2 separate regions of the Homo sapiens genome follow, and region 1 is linked to region 2. A link is a contact called in ENCODE Hi-C data. All regions are on one chromosome and are shown on one strand. Each heading gives the region's core, a stretch centred on a gene start or an enhancer-like site at or near the end of the contact. The rest is flanking DNA. Distances are from core to core; before and after follow the strand shown. Region 1 overlaps DYSF (dysferlin). Region 2 overlaps DYSF (dysferlin).

Region 1 (4,467 bases), core at 1,964-4,463, 39 kb before region 2:
TTCCTCTCTTAGCCGCCGGGCCAGTCCGATGCTCCACTCAAATGGTATCCCTTCTTGAGAGAGTCTCCTGCCCCTTCCTTCCCCAGGGCAGTGGGCACTCCTTCTTTGATACTCCCAAAAGGGAACAATTTCCCCACCGTGCTGGGAGCTATGGAAGGCAAAGAGTCACATGCAACTCATCCTCAGACCTTGCTCTAGGCCTGCCACATAGAGCATCTCAAGGCGCGTTTGCTGGGGATGGTGTCCCCTTGCCATCCATTCCTCATCCCCCTCTGAGTTTTTCTTAGTGGTCTATGTGGTCTCAGAGAGCAGCTTCAAGCCCAGCACGATGAATGGAGCCAGCTTTAAACTGAAGCCAACCTTGAGAACACAAACTCTCAATGATCTCACATTGAGGAGCTGGATCAGCCTTTACCTGAAACCAATCATCTGGGTGTTTCATTTCTGTAAAGCCATTGAATTCCCTTTCGTAGCTTGAGTGGGGTTTTCCATTACCTGCAACCCAGAGAATCAAGAATAAAGTGAAGGAAGAAATGAAAAAATGAGCACAATGACCCCTAAAGCTCTTTTAATCCAGCTGATAGTTGCATGGTATTCATTCATTTCCTCTTGCCTTTCCGCCCTGGAAGACAAAACAGACCTTCTTTCCAAAGCAAACCCCCTCCTCTCCTTCTCCAGAAACTGATTCCATGAATTACCTCATACTCTTTCTTGTGTCTTTGATCTTTCCCTAACAAGTGGCTTCCTCCTTCCTCCCTTCAAATATTCTCAGGTTTTCCCTCTCCTAAAAATCTCGCTCGGGGCCTCCTGAAGTGGTGGCCCCACCCCTTCCTTCCTCTCCCTCTAGCCCTCCCTAAAGGCCAGCCTCCTCTCACTGCCTCCCCACAGGCATGCTTAGTGTGCTCAGTGAAGGCTCAGCACCAGACTGACCTTCCCAGAAAAGCTCTGACCCCAGTCCCTGCTGTGTCCTACGTGCGGCGTGGCCCCTGGCTCTAGGGTTCAGGTGTCAGGGTCTCAGGACTCATAGCCACCTCTAGCCTGAAGCTCTCCTGAAGTAAGAAGCACCCTGCTTTCAAGGTGTAGCTCCCTCACCCAGGCAGGTTCCAGACATCAACCCTGTCCCAACCACCCCCAGTCCTGCCAATCAGTGAAGAGCCAAGGAGGACTGGGCCAGGATGCAGGGTCACCGTGGAAAACCGGGGACACCCGCTGGGTAACGGGAGTGGAGGCTGCCAGCTCTGTGCTCACAGAGTTCAGCCCCTCAGGCGAGAGATGCAGGAGACTCTTGGAAACGTGATGTTTTCAAGCGCTTGGCTTTCTCTCCAAGTATGTTCCTGCTGCTTCTGTAGATTAAGCCTGATTCCTGCAGGAAATGTCAAACCAATGGCTACAACTAAGCTTTAGACCACAAGAAAAAGGTGTCTTTGTCCAGATCGGATTCTTAAAGCAGAGAGAGGAAGCAGAGAGAGAGAATCGCAAGAAATCCCAGGATTCTATGGGAATAGGCCAAAGCCAGAGGTACAGTGGCCTCCCTGCCTAGGGGATTTCTGGCCGAACCCTCCCCACTGGAGTTCCCTTTCTATAAAATGGAACCTCTTCCCTAGCATGGTCAAAGAAACCAGAAGATACAGGTAGCTGCCCTCCTAGGCAAAGGGCAGCCTGGGAGACGGGGGGGGTGCCCGAGTAAGGAGAAGGCAGGGGGAAAGGGGAAAGTCCTGGATTGGAGAGGAGGCAGAGGAGGCCGGGGCTAAGGCAAACCAGACACCAAGCCCCAAGCCCACCCCACCCCCAACCAGTCTTGTGAAAGAAGAAGCAGTTCCACGGGCCCCACCCACTGCTTCTCAGCTGCCTCTCCCTCCAGAAGGCTGGGCTGGAAGCAGCACCCATACCCCGTCCACCCTCCCCGCCCACCCAGGCATATCCCCCTTCACAGTCACTCCCTGTTCAGGTACTGTAGAGATACACACACTGACACTGCTGTGTGGTTCCAACTGTTTTATACTGAAATATGTCTGAGCTGATCCAAAAAAGCGTTGGGTTGGGGGAGAAGGAAATGATGGAAGTGGGGTGATCTCAGAGCTCCATGTTAGCAACTCTGGGAGTGTGGGCCGGTCCATCTGTCTGTCTGCCCACCCTGGCAGGACAATCAGGCCTAGGAGGTCTGGAGGAGCTCGCCGAGCTGGGCGGAGGAGGCAGGCCAGTCCCATGCTGGAGGGGACCCCACGGCCCCTTCTACAGGGCAGGAGAGTCCTCAGCTGAAGGGCTTCACCAGCTTCATGGCAGCATAGTTCTGGAGGGAGGGAGGAGACAGGGACCCATGGTGATCCCACTGGGGCAGGCACAGCCAGAGCAGCTGTCCCAGACCTGGGGCTCAGAGGATGGGGCTAAGCTGCCAACAGGCAAGAGGCTGGGAGAGGACGCTCGTGGCTCTTCAACCACCTGCCCACGCCTCGCCCTCACCACTTGCCATCCATACCATGTGGGGCTCAACACTCCGCCCTGCCTAGTGCTCCAGCCCATCAGGCAAACCCATACCCTCCGAAACTCCACCCGCACCCTCCCACCTGGGGGCCAAAGCTGCCCAAATTGCTCTGTCTTCTCCCCCATCAAGCCAGGCCCATTTCCAGGTTCCAGCTGACTGCCCAGAGGACTCTGAGCACCCTGGACCTGGCCTCTTCCATCAGACAGGTGCTGAAGGTGGGGCCCAGGGTCCTCCCCCACATGGCAGCCCAGGGCTTACGGGTCATCACACCCCTGTCCAGAAAGCAGAGAGAGAGTTGGGGATGGGCTGTCGTGGATGACCCACGGCACAGCCCAGCACTAGAGACAGGGCACCCTTGATTGAGCCCTGCCTGCTGCAGGATTGACAGTATCCTCCCCTCCCCACTTCTCCCCCCAAAAACCATGAAAACACATACAACACAATACAGGGCTCCTAATTGGGACAGTATGTTCCCCAGCGCCGGCTGGGGAAAGCCAACTCTGGAAACAGAGCCGGCCCTCCTTCCCCGCCAAACGCCTCCTGCCTCCCCACGCTGGCCCTGCTCCCGGCTGGCTCTGAGGGGGAAGCTGAGAGGAATCAGACAGGCTGCCCCCTCATACCCCTCCCAAGGGAATTTCCAAGAGGGTAGGGGATTAGGCCAACTGGAGGAAGCTGCCCTGTCCTTGGGCCCCTCTCCACTAGGCCCTGGCTTGGGGCAGGCAGCCTCTGTCCCATGGCCTGAAAGCCAGGTGAGGGTCACCAGGGCCCGGCCCTCATCATCTGGTACTGGCCAAATGAATGAGTGACTTGGGTGGAAGGAGGCAGGATGTGCTCAGCTTGTAGCAAAGACCTGTGAGCAAAGCCAGTCTGCAGCCTCAGGCCCAGGCCACCCCCTTCATCCCTAGACCCCTTACCTAGGATCTGACATCCCCACACCAGCCCTGGGAGAGGGGAAGCAGGGTCCATATTTTAAAGAGGACAACTTCCAGAAGAACTCAAAGGAGAGTGGCCCGCTGCTGGGGGGACAGGAGACAGGGAGGAGCTCTGACCAGGCCCCCCACAGTACCACTCTGCTTCTGCCCACAGCGATGAGGAAGGACCACAGGCTGGAAGTGACTGGAAATCTTTCCTTCCTCTCCCAGCCAGGCAGCAGGGCCTCCTTCCCCAGGCCCCTGGAGGCCTAGATCTGCTGCCCAGTAGCCTAGCAGTGCAGGGTGCAGCTGGCAGGGGCTGGGCTTAGGCATGTCATGGGTGGTGGTGATGCCACTTTGGACCTGCCTTTCCCCTCCCCTTGGCTTTTCAGAAGGAGGCTTGGCTTAATATACAGCAGCCAGGGAAGATGACAGTGCTCCCCTAAGCACAGTCCCAGCCACAGAAGGCCAGAGCTAACCTAGTGCAGCCCCTTCCTCATGTGAGCAGGAGGGATTTGCCAAGGTCACAGGAAGAGTCCATAATCCTGACTCCAGCGACAGAGCTCTGTCACATCCAACAGGGTTTCTCCAACCATCATGTGCCTACATGCAGATTCCCCCTCAGCAGGCCGGGGCCGGCCGGGGACTCTGAGTTTCTAGTGAGTTCCCTGGTGCTACTGCTGCTAGTCCTCCGACTACACCAAGGGCGAGGGTCTGCAGCAGCTCTTCTCTTCCTAAACTCCCACGGCCTGAGCCTCCCAAAAGAGCATTTGATCATCCACAGTACTTTTCCTTACTCTCTGGTTTCAATGTCTCCCCAGGGAAGTGAGCACTCCCCAGTGGCATGAGGCCTCATCCTCTTCTCCCTCATCCCCAAAACACGCCCTTACCTCCCAGACGCACACACGTGCTTAGAGTCTCTGTGGCTAACTGAACACTGGCCAGCTGGGCTCCGAATGGGAGGAGGAGCTTGAGGCAGGCTGGGAAGGGTGCCCCCTGGGCAGGAGACACCAGGCAGAAGTCCTGGGGCCTGACCCCGGATCTCAGGTCACAGCAACAGCTCATGCTGCAGGA
Region 2 (4,386 bases), core at 915-3,414:
TCTTTCCTGAGTCCTGCCAGCCCATAGTTTATCACTCATTTTATCAGCCCTTGACTACTTTCATTTTTGCTTTGCATTCTGACTGCCCCATTTCTAAAAAGTTCATAGCAAAGCATTTCATCTCATCTGCTCCTTGGCAAAATTTTTCAAGTAGGTATATGTCCTCTTCTACTGATAAGTTTTCATTTTGATTTTCTTTTCTTTTTTGCAGGATTTTTGAATTCAGGCTACACCGTTTTAAAAAATTATTTCTCACTAAATGAGCTGAATTTTGTTCCCACCACAGAGGCAGACTGCTTCCTGCAAATATGGCTCATTTGTGTAATTCTTGTGTAGCTCCACCTCTGCTTCTCTGAATCAAATCAGGTCTAAGAGGCTTCTGTCATCAGCTTCAACCTGTCTCCAAAGTTTCCGTATCCACGGTTGTAAACAAAGGATGTAACATTTATATTTCATGGTGAAACCTCACTTTCAGGAACTGTATTTTGAAACTATTATGAAAATTTTCAAACACACACAAAAGTAAAGAGAATAGATAATAAACCCCCATGTAACCATTATCTGTCCTAAATAATTATCAACATTCTTCCATTAGAAAGTATATTTTTGCTAGGCTTTCTGAGATCTGCTACTACTCTGATCTTTCAACATTCTGCATGTATCTTCTCTTCACTTACTGCTGAGTGGCCTCTAACCAATTTCAGTTGTCTTTGAGCAGCCCTTACATATATTTTGAAGTCTGTGGCTTCTGTTTGTTTCCAACTTTTCTGAAAATGGATTTTGTGGGTTTGAATGATTTCCAAGAGAAAAGGGGAAAAATGCTGACTTATGCAGCCATGTTCATACTGGAAGTCCCAATAAAATATTTTTTAAATTTCTAAGCGGTTGAACTTTTTGTTTAAACTTTTGTTATTAATTTCTCATTTTATTGCATTATAATCTGTCTTGTATGATTTCTGCTTTTGGTAACTTACTACAAAACTAATATGTGATCAAATTTTGTAAGTATTCGCTGAGCATCAGGAAAAAATGTATTCTCCATTTTTTATTATTTTTATTCTCTATTTTAAAGCTATAACTTTAATTTCATGTAGCTTAAAAAACATTTACCTTGTTATTCAGATCTTTTATCTTCTTATGTATTTGTTGTCTGCTTGATAGTTAAGGAGAATGGTGTAATGAAATCCCCACTGCAACTTTAATTTCTGTCATTTTGTGCTTTTATCAAGTGTGAGATATCAGTTTATACATTCTTATCCATTTTTGCTTTAAGTATTTCTAAGCTTTACTATTCTATGCATAAATATTTGAGAGTCTTTTCATTGAAATATACATCTTTTATTTATATAAAACTCTCTATTTTGTTTCCTTTGCTCTTCACTTTAAATTCTGTTTTCCTTTGGTTTACACTTACCTTGTTTGCTAAAATATTGTTTTCCAAAATCTTTATTTTTTAGCCATTCTAAGTTGTATTGTTTTAGATGTGTCTTTTAAAGACAGTACAATGAATTTTGACTTTTGATATAGTCTAAGAGTCCTTGTCACTTAATGGGGAAGTTTAGTCCATTTTTATTAATTAGGAACATTAAGATGTTTTGTTCTTTTTTTACTATGCATTTTCTGTGGTTTCTGTTTTTAATGCTTTCTTGTTGTGTCTTTTGTTCCTTTATTTTTCTATTTAGATTAGGAGTTGTTTTGTCCCCCTATGCTAGTGATTTCTAAAATCTGTTTTCCTGCACCCACTGTGTGCTCCACTCTCTCCATAATGTGGCAGGCTATTTTTCAAAGACCCACGTTGGTGATGGTGGTTTTCTTCCATTTACTTATCTTTAAAGAACCAGCGTTCCTTCCAGGTCTAGTTTTCCCCCCAGAAATAGTTTGAATGCATTTTGCTTTGGACAGCCTATTTTCACTTGGATGCTGTCAGAGACCTCCTCCAGAGGTCAAGCAGGAGGGCTGGGTGCCAATTCAGCATCCGCACCTGAGGGAGCAGCGAGGGGCCAGGGCCATGGGCCACCCTGGCAGGAGTCCTCATTCTTGCTTGGGTTGTCTGACTTTTTGGCAAGGCCACAGGACCACATGCCAGACCTAATGTGTCAGACCTTCTTCCTGGTACACAAATAGTTCTGTCTCTTTGCCCAACCTCACACACCCAACTACCAAGTCGAGGAGGAACTTGCTGCCTGAGGATCGCAGCTGCTGCTGCCTGTGCCTCATCTCTGAGCAGCCAGGTCTCCAGGCACAATTCACCAGGCAGGCCCATAGAGCAGAGACAACTTTTGCTGACTGGTGAAACTGCCCTCCAGAGTGCCTAGCAGAGACTCTGCGCCAAAAGAATCACCTGAAAGCCCAGGCCACCTGCTACCCTGACAAGCTTCAACTCTCTCTCATCCAGTCCCCTCCAAAGGGCTCTTGGGGCCTTTCCTATGTGTCTAACAGCCTGTGCCCACCTCTCATTTTCTCCTCTCCAAGCCTGGGAGGTAATTGCGGGGTACAGAGTCTCCCCCATTTATAATCCAGAAGTAGTGTTGCCAGATTTAGTAAGTGAAAATACACAATTTCCAGTTAAATCTGAATTTCAAATAAATAACTGATACAGAACGGGGTCAGGTAAGTGCTGGGTAGAGGAGGACGGTGTCCCTGGCGAGGGCTTCATCCCCCGGGCCTGTGCCACAGGCCTAGGGAGGACAGGCATTTCTGTTTTCTTGCCCAAATGCTGCATTTCCCAAGACCATCCTGGCCTGCCACACCCCCATTCTGTGCCTATAAAAACCCCCAAGACCCTAGCGGGCAGAAACACAAGTTGCTGGACATCGAGAGGAACACACAAGCAGAGGAACACACAAGCGGCGGGATGTCGAGAAGGACCCACTGGCGTAGGAGCACACCAACAGGCCTCAGCAGGCCAGCAGGCCATTGACCAGCGGAACAACGTGGAGTTTGGTCCTGGTGGTGGGAGGAGAGTCCAGGCCACTGAGCAGCGCGACTCCAGGGGAAAACCACCTTCCCATTCCATCTCCCTTCTGGCTCCCCAATCTGCTGAGAGCTACTTCCACCCAGTAAAACCTTGCACTCAATCTCCAAGCCCACGTGCGATCCAATTCTTTCAGTACACCAAGGCAAGAAACCCCGGGATACAGAAAGCCCTCTGTGCTTGTGATAAGGCAGGGGTCTAATTGAGCTAACACAAGCCGCCTACAGATGGCTAAGCTGAAATAGTCCTCTGTAACACACATCCACTGGGGCTTCAGCTGTAAACATTCACCTCTGGACACTGCTGTGGGGTTGGAGCCCCACAACCTGCCCATCTGCATGTTCCCCTAGAGGTGTGAGCAGCAGGGCACTGAAGAAGCCAGCCACACCCCCACTGCACACCCTGCAAGGGGGATAAGGGAACTTTTCCTGTTTCATAACCAATAATTTTTAAAGAAATATGCCCCGTGCAATATTTGATGCATGCTGATATTAAAAAACTATTCATTGTTCATCTGAAATTCAAATGTGACTGGGCATCCTGAATTTTAACTGGCAACCCTAGCCAGGAGACCATGCAACTCCTTTAAGGAGTAATTTCTGAGTCACCTCTGATTATCTTCTTTAAAAGTAGTCTACTTTTTCAAAGCATAATTATATTTGTATAATTTCCTCAAAATACCACAATTTGGCTGACTCATTTCTGTTTTTTTCCACAGAAACAGGGTTTCCCATATTTTCAGATTTGTAGGTAATTTTCTGGCCCAATTGTAGGAGTTAGGGGTCAGGAGTACATTCTCAAACCGACTCTCTTTTTATTTTAACACAAATTTTCTACTATAGAAAAGTTCAAATAACACTGAAAGACATGGGATAGGACAACAAATCCCTGCGTACCCATCTCCAAGCTTTAACTGTTTTCAATGTCATGCAATATTAATAATGTTGACTATTTTGAAAATCGGTGAGGGGGCCACCCTGATCTTGGGAAGGGGTAGGGGGCTGGGGCACGTTAACACAGATCATTTCACCTCTAAACACTTCCATATTCTTCAGCATTCTCCTGGGAATACTGTCTTGGTTATCCCAGCCCACACTTGCTTCGGGCTGTAAATCGGTGGGTGGCTTTCTCACCCAGCTGGTCTAGCAGCATTCATCACCCTCAGACACCGAATGAGGAGACAAATGCAAATACATCTACTGCATGAGCTCTCTTTCTGTTGTGTCTCCCACTGCCCAGTACGCACACACACACCGACTGTCAGACTGAAGAGAGGCCTTACCTTCAGGGTGTCAAAATCCTTCTCCAGGTAGGAGCCGCACTTTTCCCTCTCCCCTATGGAGGCAAAGAATTTGCTCCACCAATCGATGAACTCTTCCTCCTGAGTGGGTAGAAAGAAAGAGACCATTTCA

What was found. A loop is a pair of places that touch in the nucleus more often than their neighbours do. Pooled maps may share reads with other maps.
Region 1: a loop to region 2 is called in a map of psoas muscle, with 1.9 times the contacts of the local background. The contact joins two enhancer-like sites. A Hi-C loop is called at or near these places in 3 of 168 maps with a recorded cell type or tissue (dorsolateral prefrontal cortex, endothelial cell of hepatic sinusoid and psoas muscle) and 1 of 50 pooled maps.

What each region holds. Positions count from the first base shown.
Region 1 is chr2:71,684,277-71,688,743 of GRCh38, reverse strand. It overlaps DYSF (dysferlin), which reads right to left. Exons shown (of 56, transcript NM_001130987.2): 56 at 1,981-2,290. The coding sequence ends at 2,252. Among named protein-coding and RNA genes, the nearest start is that of DYSF, 220 kb to the right of the region's middle. Within about 2 kb of position 3,213, at least 6 of the 41 ENCODE cell types and tissues checked have a DNase peak (open chromatin) inside an H3K27ac peak, as active enhancers do; they include psoas muscle, where a contact is called at or near this core.
Region 2 is chr2:71,643,934-71,648,319 of GRCh38, reverse strand. It overlaps DYSF (dysferlin), which reads right to left. Exons shown (of 56, transcript NM_001130987.2): 42 at 4,257-4,355. Among named protein-coding and RNA genes, the nearest start is that of DYSF, 180 kb to the right of the region's middle. Within about 2 kb of position 2,164, at least 7 of the 41 ENCODE cell types and tissues checked have a DNase peak (open chromatin) inside an H3K27ac peak, as active enhancers do; they include psoas muscle, where a contact is called at or near this core.